Linked DNA regions of Homo sapiens: region 2 is linked to region 1. Evidence: chromatin contacts called from ENCODE Hi-C or POLR2A ChIA-PET data. All regions are on one chromosome and are shown on one strand. The core of a region is the stretch at or near the end of the contact, and the rest is flanking DNA. Distances in the headings are between cores, read along the strand shown.

Region 1 (6,676 bases), core at 1,297-3,796:
GATTACAGGCATGAGCCACCGTGCCTGGCCTCACTTAGCATGTTTTAAAGGTGCATCTGTTGTTACGTGTATCAGAATTTCTTCTTTTTTAAGGCTGAATAATATCCCATTGTGTGTGTATATATATATACACACCAAATTTTGTCCATCTGTTGGTGGAACTTGTGTATGGTGGTTTTTTTTTTTTTTTTTTTTTTTTTTTGAGACAGTCTCACTCTGTCTCCCAGACTGGAGTGCAGTGGTGTGATTGCCTGAGCCCAGGAGTTCAAGCTTGCTACAACCTTGACCTCCCGGGCTCAGGCAGTCCTCCCACCTCAGCCTCTCGAGTAGCTGGGACCACAGGTGTGCACTACCACACCTGGCTAATTTAAAAAAAAAATTTATAGAGACAGAGTCTTGCTATGGTGTCTAAGCTGGTCTTGAACTCCTGGGCTCAGGTGATACTCCTGCCTCAACCTCCCAAAGTGTTAAGATTACAGGATTGAGCTCCCTTGCGCGACCTGATATTTTAATATTTTTTTTAAAAAAGTGTAATATGCATACAGAAAGGGGCACAAATTGAATGTACAGCTTGATGAATGATCACAAATGAATACCTCTGCATTCCACTATCTTGCTTAAGAAGTAGAAAATTGTGAGCACACCTCAGAAAGCCTTGTGCCCCCTTCCAGTTTCACTCCTGCCTTCCTCCTCCTCAGAGATAACTACTGTCTTACGTTTTAGCACCATCGATTAGTTTCCCTTGTTTTTGTTTTTAATATTCCCTTGTTATCCTTTTAATGTCTATAGGGTCTGTGGTGATATGCTTTTTCCATTCCTCACATTGGTAATTTGTGTTTTTTCTCTCTGTTTCTCTCTCACACACACCTTTTCAGTTAGTTTTGCTGAGGGTTTACCAATTTTATTAATCTTTTCAAAAAAAATTTGTTAACTTTCTCAATTGTTTTCCATTTTATTGATTTCTGCTCTTTATTTTCTTTCTTTTACTTAAAAAAATTTTTTTTTGTAGAGATAGGGTCTTGCTATGTTGCCCAGGATGGTCTCAAACTCCTGGCTTCAAGCGATCCTCCTGCCTTGGCCTCCTGAAGTGCTGGGATTATAGGCGTGAGCCACTGCACCCAGCCTACTTTGGGTTTAATTTGTTCTTTATTTCTAGCTTCTTAAAGTAGAAATTTAGATCGATTCCAAACCCTTCTTGTCCAACATAGGCATTTAAAGCTGTGTATTTCCTACTAAACACTGCGTTAGCTCTATCACATAAGTTCATCACATAAGTTTTCATGTGTTATTATCAAAGTGTTTGATTTCCAAGTATTTGGGAATTCTAGATATCTTGGTTTCTAATTTAATTTCATTGTGGTCAGAGAACATCTTCTGTAGAATTTCAGTCTTCTGACATTTACCAAGACTAATTTTATGGCCCAGCATATAACCTGTCTTAGTGAATGTTCCATTTGTAGTTGAAAAAAGTTTGTGTTGTTGCATGTAGTTTTCTATAAATCAAGTTGTTTCATGCTTTTGTTTAAACATCTTCTATATTCTTACTTTTTATTTTGTACTTACTTCATCTATAGCTTTGCTGAGGTTTTTTTTTTTTTGTAGAGACAAGGTTTCACCATGTTACCCAGGCTGGTCTTGAACTCCTGAGCTCAAGCAATCTGCCCTCCTGGGCCTCCCAAAGTGCTGGGATTACAGGTGTGAGCCACTGTGCCTGGCGGTATCTCTCTTTTTTACTGAGAGAGTGATGCTGAAGATCAACAGCTATAATGATATATTCGTTTATTTTTTCCTTTAATTCTATCACTTCTTTTACTCTTAAAAGCATTTATTCCGCCGGGCGTGGTGGCACACGCCTGTAATCCCAGCAATTTGGGAGGCTGAGGTGGGTGGATCACAAGTTCAGGCGTTCAAGACCAGCCTGGCCAAGATGGTGAAACCCTGTCTCTTACTAAAAATACAAAAATTAGCTGGGCTTGGTGGCAGCTGCCTATAGCTACTCGGGAGGCTGAGGCAGGATAATCCCTTGAACCCGGGGTACAGAGGTTGCAGTGAGCCGAGATCGCGCCATTGCACTCCAGCCTGGGTGACAGAGTGAGACACCGCCCCCCCCCCCCAAAAAAAAGCATTTATTAGGAAACAGGAAAGACTGAACAAGAACAAGAGAACTAAGCATGTAACTCAAGAAGCCAGAGAACCAAAGTAATCCCACAGTACACAGAAGAGAATAATAAAAATAAAAACAAATTAAGAATGGAAATGATCAATAAAACCAAAAGCTAACTTTGAAAAATATTATTGATCTAGGCACACTTCTGGTAAGACTAATGAAGAAAAAGAAAAGGTAGAATATTTAGAAAAGGAACAATATTTAGAATGAAAATATAACTATAAATACTCTCAGTTTTTGCCTCTTTTTTTGTTTGTTTGTTTTTTGGAGACAAGATCTCACTCTGTCACTCAGGCTGGAGTGCAGTGGCAATCATAGCTCACTGCAACCTCCGTCTCCCAGACTCAAGCTGTTCTCCCACCTCAGCCTCCTGAGTAGCTGGGACTATGGGCATGCGCCACCATGTCCAGCTGATTTTTTTTTTTTTTTTTTGTGGAGACGGGGTTTCATCATGTTACCCAGGCTGGTCTTGAACTCCTGAGCTCAAGCAATCTGCCCTCCTACGCCTCCCAAAGTGCTGGGATTACAGGTGTGAGCCACTGTACCTGGCTGGTTTTTTTTTTTTTTCTTTTCTTTCCTTTTTTTTTGAGACAGTGTTTTGCTCTGTCGCCCAGGCTGGAGTGCAGTGGAGTGATCTTGGCTCACTACAAGCTCCACCTCCTGGGTTCATGCCATTCTCCTGCCTCAGCCTCCTGAGTAGCTGGGACTACAGGCGCCTGCCACCACGCCCGGCTAATTTTTTTGTATGTTTTTTTAGAAGAGACGGAGTTTCACCGTGTTAGCCAGGATGGTCTCAATCTCCTGACCTTGTGATCCACCCGCCTCAGCCTCCCAAAGTGCTGGGATTACAGGCATGAGCCACTGCGCCCAGCCTGTTTTTTTTTTTTATAGTTTGTATTTTTCTGCTGAGATTCACCATGTTTTCATTCATTAGACCTGTCTTTTCCTCTAAATCCTAGAAGGTATTTGTAATAAAGACCGTGCCTGCTAATTTAAATATCTGAGTCATCTTGGGGTCTGTTTTTATTGATTGCTTTTTCTGTACATTATGAGTCAGATTTTCCTGCATTTTTGCATGTTAAATAATTTTGATTGTATGCCAGACATGTGGGTGTTATATTGTAGGGATTCTCAATCTTGTTATCTTTCTTTAAAGAAGTTTTCATTTTGTTTTGACAAGTAGTTAGGTTACTGTAGTTACTTAAATTACTGTAAGTGACTGGTCGTTAAGTTAGTTTGACCCTGCCAGGTTTGGTTTTATGCTTTGTTAGTATGGGTTTATCCTTGGTCCAGACACCCGGCCCTTAGAATAGAGGGTACTCTTTAGACTTAATGCTTGGCCTTTTTGGGGTCGAAACAAAATAACAGAGGTGCTCAGCAAAGTCTCTCCACCCTGGATGAACTGGTACTTGAATGTCTTCCAGCACTGTGAAACCTCTGTGTCTGTGCAGTTCTCAGCCTCACAGCCACCGCTGTCTGCTAAACTGCATAGAATCTGGAAGCCATGGACCCACAGGATGCCTCCCACCTTCTTCTGCCTACCTCTGTGTTCTGTCACCCCACCCATGCCCTCATCTTCTCTCAGATTTCTTGCCCTACAAATTCTACCTGCCTCAGCATCCTCAAATCCAAGTCTTTGCTTCCTCAGTTCACAGAGATGGCTGCTGTCAGTTTAGGTTTCATCTCCCTGCACTGTGTTTGGGAAGGTGCCCCAGGCAGGAAGTTGGAAGCAACATGCAACTTACCTTATGTTTTTCTCTTTCCTCAAGGGTCACAGCCTTGCCTTGCCTTGCCTGTCATCTAATGCCTGAAAACAGTCGTCTCAAATATTTTATTCAGCCATACAGTTGTTTAGGACAAAAGGATATCTAATACCACTTTTACTGCATTATGGACAGAAGCAGAAGTTCAATTCTGCATATTCTTTTTTTTTTTTTAAGATGGAGTCTCACTCTGTCGCCCAGGCTGGAGTGCAGTGGTGTGATCTTGGCTCACTGCAACCTCCACCTCCTGGGTTCAAGCGATTCTCCTGCTTCAGCCTCCTGTGTAGCTGGGACTACAGGCATGCACCACCACACCAGGCTATTTTTTTTTTTTTTTGCATTTTTGGTAGATAGGGTTTCATCATGTTGGCCAGGCTGGTCCCGAACTCCTGACCTCAAGTGATCCACCTGCCTTGGCCCCCCAAAGTGCTGGGATTACAGGCGTGAGCCACTGCGCCCAGCCAGACTTTTTTTTTTTTTTGAGATGGAATTCTGCTCTTGTTGCCCACGCTGGAGTGCAATGGTGCAATCTTAGCTGACCGCTACCTCCGCCTCCTGGGTTCAAGTGATTCCCCTGCCTCAGCCTCCCGAGTAGCTGGAATATGGACATGTGCCACCAAACCCAGCTAATTTTGTGTTTTTAGTAGAGACGGGGTTTCTCTGTGTTGATCAGGCTGGTCTCGAACGCCCAACCTCAGGTGATCCGCCCACCTCGGCCTCCCAAAGTGCTGGGATTACAGGCGTGAGTCACCGCGCCTAGCCTCCGGCCAGACTTTTAAATGTTAGCCTTGCAGGTAGTTGTGCAGTAGTATCTCCCAGCCTTAATTTGCTCTTCTTTGATGACTCATGAGGTTAAGCACCTTTTCATATGTTTACTGGCCATTTGGAATATATGTGTACCTATGTATCTCTTGCCAGTTCACCTCTTTTGTCCATTTTTCTATTTATGTTTATTCCTCATTGATTTTTAGGAGTTATTTATATTTTTTTTCCTTTTTTTTTCTTTGTTTGAGGCAGAGTCTTATTCTGTTGCCCAGGCTGGAGTCCAGTGGCACAGTCTCGGCTCACTCCAACCTTGACCTCCTGGGCTCAAGCGGTCCTCCAACTTCATCCTCCTGAGTAGCTGGGACTATAGGTGTGTGCCACCACTTCTGGTTAATTTTGGCATTTTTTGTAGAGTTGGGGTTTTACCATGTGGCCCAGGCTGGTCTCAAACTCCTGAGGTCAAACCATCCACCCACCTCGGCCTTCCAAAGTGCTGGGATTACAGGTGTGAGCTACCGTGCCTAGCCTGTGTACTCTCAATACAGGTCCTTCGTTGGGTGTATTTATTATGACTATTTTCTTACACTTTGTGGTTCACCTTTTCACTCTTTATTTACATAATTATAGCCATTGTGCGTTTTCACTCTATCTCTCTTTTTTTTTTTTTTTTTTTTTTTTTTGAGACAGAGTCTTGCTCTGTCACTCAGGCTGGATTACAGTGGTGTGATCTCGGCTCACTGCAACCTCCGCCTCCCAGGTTCAAGAGATTCTCCTGCCTCAGTCCCCCGAGTAGCTGGGATTACAGGCGCCCACCACCATGCCCAGCTAGTTTTTGTGTTTTTAATAGAGAAGGGGTTTCACCATGTTGGCCAGGCTGGTTTTGAACTCCTAACCTCAGGTGATCCACCCACCTTGGCCTCCCAAAGTGCTGGGGTTACAGACGTGAGCCACTGCGTCCGGCTGCTTTTTCACTCTCTTAATGGTGTCTTTGATAAACCTTAATTTTGACTTAGTCTAATTTAATCTTTTATGGTTAGTACTTTTTTTGTGGTCTGTGTAAGAAATCTTTGTGTCTACCCTAAGGTCACAAAGAAGTTTCACTCTCTTACATCTCATGTTTATAGTTGGCCTGGAATTGTTTTTTCTGTGTAGGGGCGAAGGTTCATTTTTTCCCTCATATTGACCTAGCTGTTTAATTGAAAAGAACATCTGCTGCTGTGTAAATCAGGTATACATGTACGTGTGGATCTGCTGGGGAACTCCTTCCTGTTAATTTGTTTGTCTTTCCTTGCACCAGTATTACAATGTATTACTGTAGCTTTAAAATAAATCTTAATGCCTGGTAGAATAAGGCCTCCTGTTTTGTTCTTCAATATTGTCTTGGCTTGCTCCTTTGTATTTCCATATACATTTTAGAGTGGGTTTTATCAGCTTCCATACCCAAACAGAAATACCCTTAAGGATTTTCTTCTCTGATTGCACTAAATCTATAGGTTTCTTTGATCCTAGAAATGAATAATAGAATATAAAGAATTCTTATTGATGAAAGAAAGCTATTTCAGGAAACTTTTTTTTTTCTGTTAATGATAAAGGCTAAATGATTCCTGTCAATTGTTTCAAATTTTCAACTTTCAAAATACCTGCTGCTTCTTTCCAATTCACCTTTCTCTATTCTTTTTTTTTTTCCAATTGTATTTTTCTTTGACACTCAGTACTTGTCCCTTGATAGTGGAGACCATGTTTATACATTTTCATGGATCGAACAGTATTTTTTTTTAACAGACTAGCTACTTAGTGAATACGCAGTTGAATCTACTTGTTTGGCAGGTTCAGGCATTGAACAAGTACTAAGTGCCTGTTCTGTATCAGGTACTGTGTCAGTCTGGGGTAAGAGAGCCAGGAACAACATAGCCAACAAAAGGCTCTTTGTGTCTAATTTATATTCCTGAGGACCACCACTGGCCATCTGCTTGGGAGAATG
Region 2 (7,254 bases), core at 1-2,500, 210 kb after region 1:
GCGGCCGGCCGGAGGGCAGCAAACAGCCGCGGGCGGCCCGGCTCCTGCTGGCTCCCGGAGGGGCCTGAGAGCCCCCCGGCGGCGCCTCTGCACAAACTTCCTCCCGGACCGGACTCACACAAGTCACCATGCGCGGGGCGGGCCCCGAGGGCGCCCCCGCCGGCCGGTTCGGCGTCTCCGGGGAGTGGCGCGGCGCTCCTTCCGGCTCCCTCCCGGCTCAGGACGCAGGGCTCGCCCCAAGACCCAGGCTGCGCCGGGGGCAGTTTCGGTGGGGTGCGCCCCCTGCGGGCCCCCGAGGTCTGGGTCCAGGTCCCGGGGCAAGTGCGCCCAGCTGTGGGGTCTCCAGCCCCCGGGGACCTCCCTGCGCCGGACCCCGACGCGTGAGCCTGGCCGGTGGGCGTCCCAGTCCGCGTCCGCAGACCCGTGCCCTCGCGCCCGCGGTCGGAAAGCCCACACGACGCCCCCTTGCCCGGGCGGCCCGTGGGCGAAATGGGGGTCCCCACCACTGCCACAGCCGCCGGCGCTGTGGTCGCGAGTACCAGCCGCTCCGCGCTCGGCCGCGCTCCCGGCCGATCGCCCGCGCTCCCCGGCGCGCCCCGCGTGGTCCCAGCCCCCGCCTTCTCCTCCGCCGGGAGGGGATTTGTGCCAGGAGGGGGCTTCTTAGTTGCCCCTTCCCACCAGCAGCACTTTTAAAAGCATTTAATCCGCCCGGAGCGGCCTTCGGAGGTAATTGACAAAGTCCTTAATCTGCGCGGCGAACGAGCTGCTATTGTGGCTTCTGACCGGGAGGCGCCCACACTGCCCGACGCCGCGCTCCCCTCCCGCCGCCCCGCCGAGCCCGCCGGCCGCCCCTCCTCCGCCCCTTTCTGCGTCCCCATCTTTTTCTGCTCCCCCAGCTCCAGACAGACCCCCGTTCCCCGCCCCCGCTTCTCCCCAAAGCTGTTTTCCGGCTCCCGGGGCGCCTTGGCCGCCGCGCTGTTCCCTGGCACCGTCTCCGTCTCTCCCCCACTGGCTGCCAGTCTGTCGCCCCATCTTCGTCCCTCTCCCGATCCCTCTACGCGTCCGGCACTGGCGGGGCAGACTGGTTGGGGGTGGGGGCCGCGTCCAGCCTGGGCTGGGGCACTCCCTGGACCCCGGAGCGGGGGACCCTGTGGCCCGGTGCCATCCGAGGAGACTGCCACCCGCCAGGCGCTGGGTTCACAAACCACCGGCTGTTTGTCCCCAGCCGCCTTTTCCTTCCAGGACAACCGCTGGCCTCACCTACGGCCCGATCCCGGCTTCCCGGACTGAGGCTGCCCGGGAGTTGGAGAGGATCCCACAGCAATGGCTGGGAGTCAGGAGACCCAGGTTCCAATTCTGGCCTCTGGCCCTTTCTGGCCCCTCGGCCTTTCCTATGAATTAAGAGGGTCAGCAGGTGATCTAGAGGGCCCTCAGACTTGGGAAGAAGGATGTGGTGGAGGGCACAGGGCCCTGGCTGTGTGGCTGAGGGCAAGCAACATACCTCTCCGAGCCTCAGTTTCCCCATGTAAGCCAAAGGGTTGACTGCACACGCTTCAGAAGGGCTCTGCCACAGTGCATCACAGCACCTGAGCAGGGCAAGGCTCAGATGTTCCTGCTGTGACCTTGGGCAGATTCCACGTCATCCCCAAGCCTCAGTTTCCTCGTAAACAAGGACTTGCCTATTGGTGGGGAGTGGCGAGGTTTGCAGGCCCTTGTGCAGTTACAGGCACAAAGCGGGCAGGTGGCGGAAATGCAAGGCTCTGACTCCACAGTTTGGCGAGAGGATGTAAACTCCAGACGCATTTGTGCACAGATGAAAGATCACCCTGGGGGGTGGAGCGGGGGTGGGGGGCTGAACTGAGAACCCACGGGAGGGGTGCTAAGGACCAACGGAGGAGGTCTTGGAGATGTGCTCAGAGTAGTCAGGGAGGCATCCTGGGATGGAGGGGTGTGAGCCCGCCCCCAAGGCCCATGAAGGCAGCATCCAGAAGTCTGGGTGCTGAAGGAAAGGCATTTCCAATGGCGGGGCCGCAGAAGGGAAGGCGGAGCTAGGGGAGTGACCCGGGCGTACCTGGGCAGGTGCAAACCGGAGGACCGGAGGACGCTCTGGAGGATCGCCTCCCGGGCCTGCAGAAGCGCGGTTGGACAGGTGAGCGGGGGCCACCTAGCGGCTCCTGCTGGGAGTGTTGGAGGAGGTTGGAGGTTGAATCATCTCACCTGCTCAGCCACAGGTTCAGCCTGCGGGAGTGCCTTACGTGTGTGTCTTCGGGAGCGGGCCTCACTCTGTCACCCCCTCTGTGCTGACGCCTCTGCTCAACACCCCAGGAGAAGGGTCAGCCGTGATGCAGGACTGGCATGAGCCTGCAGGCGTCTGCTCAGCGCTTTACACACTGCACTCAGCAGACACACTTAGGACATCGTTCTGGAAGAAGGGAGGGCCGCCCCCATTCACTGGAGCCTCCGAATTGGTGGAGAGGAATAAAATGGAAGTGGATCCCAGAAGCCAGTGCTGACCCACAGCCAAGATCTGTGCGAGAGAAAGGGCAGCCGACCCCACAGAGCAGACAGGCCCTCCACCCTCGGATTTCCCTTTGACAAGGCTGATGACCACAGAGCACTGGGGGCGAGCTGGGCTGTGCTCAGCAGGTGGGACAGGACAGAATCAGGGCTTTCCAGCCAGCCCAAGACTGAGCATTCCTTGTCAGGGACGAGCCAGCACCTCAGGGTGCCAGAACACAGGACCGGGAGGCTGCATGGTATTAGACTCGAGGTTGCCTGGTAACTTGTTCACTCTCTGCGCATCCCCTCACCTTCCTCTTTCTGGCTCACCAATTCTGCCTGTTCCTACTTTGCCTTTCCAAGGCCACCTGGATATGATGGCCCCACCAATGGGCAACTCCTATCTAGGACTGAACCAGGCATATCAATCATAAGTGGCAGATGGCCAAAGACAGCTGTCCTTGGTCAGGTACCAACCCATCAGACCTTGGTCAGGTCCAATGTGGGGGCATGGCTGCTGGGGCCCTAATGCAGGACCCCTCCCTTAGCAGGGAGTGGGTGCAGGGCAGGCAGTACGGCGACATGGGAGGGGTGGAAAAATAGTCCATGGGGAGACAAGGAAGAGCAGCAAGGGACATAGGGGGACAACATTCAGGGTGCCAGCCGTGACCAACAGCCACCTGTTGGAAGCACCCTCACGCTCAGCGCTGTGCTGGGCACCTCATATCCTCCCAGCCCCCTAATAAGTGAATACTATTGTCCCCACTTTGTGGATGAGGAAACTGATTCAGAAAGGTAAATTACATGACCTGGGTAATTGTGTAATTAATAAGATGATACGATCAATATGGGGCCAGGCACAGTGGCTCACACCTGTAACTCCAGCACTTTGGGAGACCGAGGCAGGTAGATCATCTGAGATCAGGAGTTCGAGACCAGCTTGGCCAACATGGTGATACCCCATCCCTACTAAAAATACAAAATTAGCAGGTGTGGTGGTGCACTCCTGTAATCCCAGCTACTCCGGAGGCTGAGGCAGGAGAATCACTTAGAACCTGGGAGGCAGATGTTGCAGTGAGCCGAGATCGTGCCACTGCACTCCAGCCTTGGCGACAGAGTGAGACTGTCTCAAAAAAAAAAAATCAATATGGAATTACCATTTACCAAACATTTCCATGTGCTGGATACAGCAATACCATTAACAATACCATCTTATTTCAAGTAATCCTCACCCAAGACCTGTAAGTGTTATTAATAGCCTCATTTTCTAGATGAGGCAACAGAAGCTCAGAGAGGTTAAGTAACTCAATCAAGACCACACAGCCATTGGTGGGGCAGAATTTTTTTTTTTTTTTAACACGGAGTCTCGATCTGTCGCCAGGCTGGAGTGCAGTGACGCAATCTCGGCTCACTGGCTCTCTGCAACCTCTCGGGTTCAAGCGATTCTCCTGCCTCAGCCGCCCAAGTAGCTAGGACTACAGGCACACGCCACTACGCCCAGCTAATTTTTGTATTTTTAGTAGAGACAGGGTTTCACCATGTTGGCCAGGATGGTCTCGATCTCTTGACCTCATGAATTGCCCACCTCAGCCTCCCAAAGTGCTGGGATTATAGGCATGAGCCACTGCGCCTGGCCGGTGGGGCAGAATTTGAACCCTAGTGTGTGCACTTCCAGAGACTATCTCTCTTTCTTCAATACCTCGGTGCCTCTTCGTCTGCCAGAGCTGGGCCTGAGCCACCCGGTGAGCGTGCTGAGCCAGCATGCAGCAGGGCTTAGCGGACGTGGGCAGAATAGCCAATGTGCCAGTCTCTCGGGGCCTGGGGGACTGGCTGGCCAGAAGGTCGGGACCTCTGGTCCCCATCCACTCAGCCTCTGCCCCGCACTGCCAAGGGTACTCAGCTCTCGCCATAAAGCTGTTTCAACTTGACTCTGACAGTCACATTTATCATTAAAAATAAATGTATCTTGGCTTCTGTGGCGTGGAAAACTACTGTGCAGTGATTCAATGGGCTTGTCACCCCTCACGGTTAGGCACGGGGAGCTGAATGACTGGATGGTCTCCAACGCCAGCTCCTCATTTTCTGCGGCTGGAGCCAGAAATGTACAGTGGGCTGACATTTAATTTAGAATCCAACATACCTTGACATAAACCCATAATACAAAGGCGGGGGTGGGGGTGGGGGCTGCCAAGCCTGGTCGGGGTCGGGGGGGAGTCCAAGTGACAGGGCGAATTTCTTTCTTTCTTTCTTTTTATTTTGCTTTGTCAACATTGAGTGGTGATGACAGACGAGAGGCCGTGATCAAAGGCGAGAATTAGCACGGAGAGAATGTGTGTGAGTGTGTGTGTGTGTGTGTGTGCAGCCTGTGTGTCAATTCATGGGTGCATGGGTGGTGCGTCTGTGCCCTGAGCCCACTGGGATGCTGTGTGTGGCATCTTGCGATGTGTCCGAGGCTGGGCTGTCAAGACTGAGGCTAGAACCCCGGAGCAGGACAACGTGGTCACTCCGGGTGAGGACAGCACCTGCCAGTTCTGTCTTTGTGTCCCTAGCACTTACCGAAGGTCTTCTAACACAGTCAGTGCTCAATAAATGCAGAGCAGGAAGGGGAAACGTGATTTTAAAAGCTGGATGCAGAGTTCCTCTTAGGGAGAAAACTGGCTTTTTTTTTTTTTCTTTTTTCAGCAGAACATCCTGATGGACTATTTAGGTGTGAAAAGCAGAGGCTCAGGGGCTGACCTGGGAGGAGAAGCTGCAGGAAACCCAGCAAGAAATGCCCAGGTGGAGGGGTGGAGGGGTGGAGGGGTGGAAGGGTAGAGGGCTGGAGGGGTGGAGGGCTGGAGGGGTGGAAGAGTGGAGGGGTGGAGGGGTGGAGGGGTGGAAGGGTGGAAGGGTGGAGGGGTGGAAGGGTGGAGGGGTGGAAGGGTGGAGGGGTGGAAGGGTGGAGGGGTGGAGGGGTGGAGGGGTGGAGGGGTGGAAGGGTGGAGGGGTGGAAGGGTGGAGGGGTGGAGGGGAGAGAGCATGAGGTGGGGGGCAGAGTCCCCAGGCAGTTGGGATTCCGGGGAGGGACCACAGTGCTGGGAACCACAGCACTGACGCCATACACACCAGGGGATGTTTGCTCTTGCATGGAAAGTGATTTTCAGTGTCATGCTGCAGAATCCCATACGTTATCCTTCAGTCCTTGGTATAAAGTCCTCCCTGCTCAGTAGTCTTGTGTTGGTGATGGTTTGGGGAAATGAAAAGAGTGGGCCCTGCCCCACACCAAAGTCCAGGAAGGGAAGAAGGAGCTGTCCAGCACAGGTGGGGAGGGGAGAAGAGGGGTCCTATTGGGACCCAGAATTCAGACTGAGCAGGAAATCCAACCAGGGGTTGAGGAGGGATTACCTGAGCTTGTATCACTTCAACCTGCATTTTAGAGACACATTCTAATCTCACAGATGCAGAATTTGGGGATCCCTGGACAGCTAACACTTGGGGTGCAAATGTTTCTTGTTGAATGAGAGGAACTGGGTGTAGTAAATGAAATTCTTGCATGGAAGTCTGAATACAACTGGTGGCCGCATCCCGACCAACAGACAAGAGGACAAACTTTCAAAAATGCTGTGTCTTCTTCTCATCCTTCTTTTAGAGTCTGTCTACCAGAATTCCACCATCTGAAGTCCCCGGGGTGCAAATCCTGTTTGCTGTTAATTCTTCCAGCTCTCACGTATGGTGGCTTGTTGTGTCACGTGTTTTGCAATTTTGCATTGCGCGTTCCATCTTTGTCAGAGCTTTATCCGTGGGAATCGGTGTGTCTAGGCTGGGAGTCCGTCTCTCCCTGGGGGGTGAGCTTATACTTCCACGAGGCACCAGAAGACACTCCAAACCCAAGACTGCTTGAAGTTTAGTTCCCATCTTGCATGTAGAATAAATTCAGATCCAAAATATTCATGAGAACAGGCCTGTGGTTATTAATTTATGGGGGAAGTTTTTTCCTTGTCATCTTCCTAGTTTCCTTGTCATCTTCCTTTTTCTCCTGCAGAGAGAATTTTCCTACTCTGTCAGTTCACTGAGGGTGTGGCCCTGGCTTTATGTTGGGTCTGACTCCCTGCCTCCTTGGGGCCTAAGGCCTGTGTCCTGGGCCATGACACGCAAGGACATGGTGCCCATAACTGGTGATGCCCTGGGCCTCCATGGCTTCAGCCCCAGCTGCTCTGGGTTTCACGCTGCTCTTTGTTTCCTATTTGGCTGTACCTTGAAAAGGATCCAAGTTATTGTATCCAAGTTTTTGTTTGGGTGTCTGGTCTGCCATATTGTTGGAAGCAAAAGTCTCTTCTTCTCGAATGCCTACTTTTATTTTCTTTCTTAAAGTTTAAAGTCAAATTTACATATATTAAAATGGACACATCTTAAGGGTAACACTGGGGAGTTTTGACTACCATGCCATTCAAGACACAAAATGTGGCCAGGCGTGGTGACTAACACCTGGAATCCCAGCACTTTGGGAAGCCCAGACGAGAGGATTGCTTGAGCTCAGGAGTTTGAGACCAGCCTGGGCAACATGGTGAGAATCCGTCTGTACAAGAAACAGAAAAAATTAGCTGGGAGTGGTGGCGTGTGCCTGTGGTTCCAGCTACTGGGAAGACTGGTCCCTTGAGTCCAGGAGCTCGAGGCTGCAGCGAGCCATGATCATGCCACTGCCCTGCCCTCCAGCCTGGATGACAGAGAAAGAGCCTGCCTAAAAAAAAAAAAAAAAAAAAATGGCCGGATGCGGTG

What was found. Hi-C counts contacts between places; a loop is a spot of excess contacts on that map. ChIA-PET counts read pairs that join two places held with the same protein, here RNA polymerase II (POLR2A). Pooled maps may share reads with other maps.
Region 2: a loop to region 1 is called in a map of PC-3, with 4 times the contacts of the local background. The contact joins the promoter of FIBCD1-AS1 here to the enhancer-like site in region 1. A Hi-C loop is called at or near these places in 8 of 168 maps with a recorded cell type or tissue (Caco-2, GM11168, OCI-LY7 and 5 more), 20 of 37 single-sample maps with no recorded cell type and 9 of 50 pooled maps. POLR2A ChIA-PET finds 5 or more read pairs at or near these places in 5 of 52 experiments (BJ, HepG2, K562 and 2 more).

The regions. Positions count from the first base shown.
Region 1 is chr9:130,725,650-130,732,325 of GRCh38, forward strand. It overlaps a transcript of ABL1 not described here. Among named protein-coding and RNA genes, the nearest start is that of EXOSC2, 35 kb to the left of the region's middle. RefSeq lists enhancers at 3,846-4,682, 4,683-5,519. Within about 2 kb of position 2,547, at least 4 of the 41 ENCODE cell types and tissues checked have a DNase peak (open chromatin) inside an H3K27ac peak, as active enhancers do; they include PC-3, where a contact is called at or near this core.
Region 2 is chr9:130,939,096-130,946,349 of GRCh38, forward strand. It overlaps FIBCD1-AS1 (FIBCD1 antisense RNA 1), which reads left to right and starts at 1,251. Exons shown (of 3, transcript XR_930398.3): 1 at 1,251-1,347; 2 at 5,185-5,277; 3 at 6,128-6,425. FIBCD1 (fibrinogen C domain containing 1) reads right to left here and starts at 152. Exons shown (of 7, transcript NM_032843.5): 1 at 1-152. RefSeq lists enhancers at 1-784, 2,230-2,449 and silencers at 29-238, 2,007-2,301, 4,218-4,391.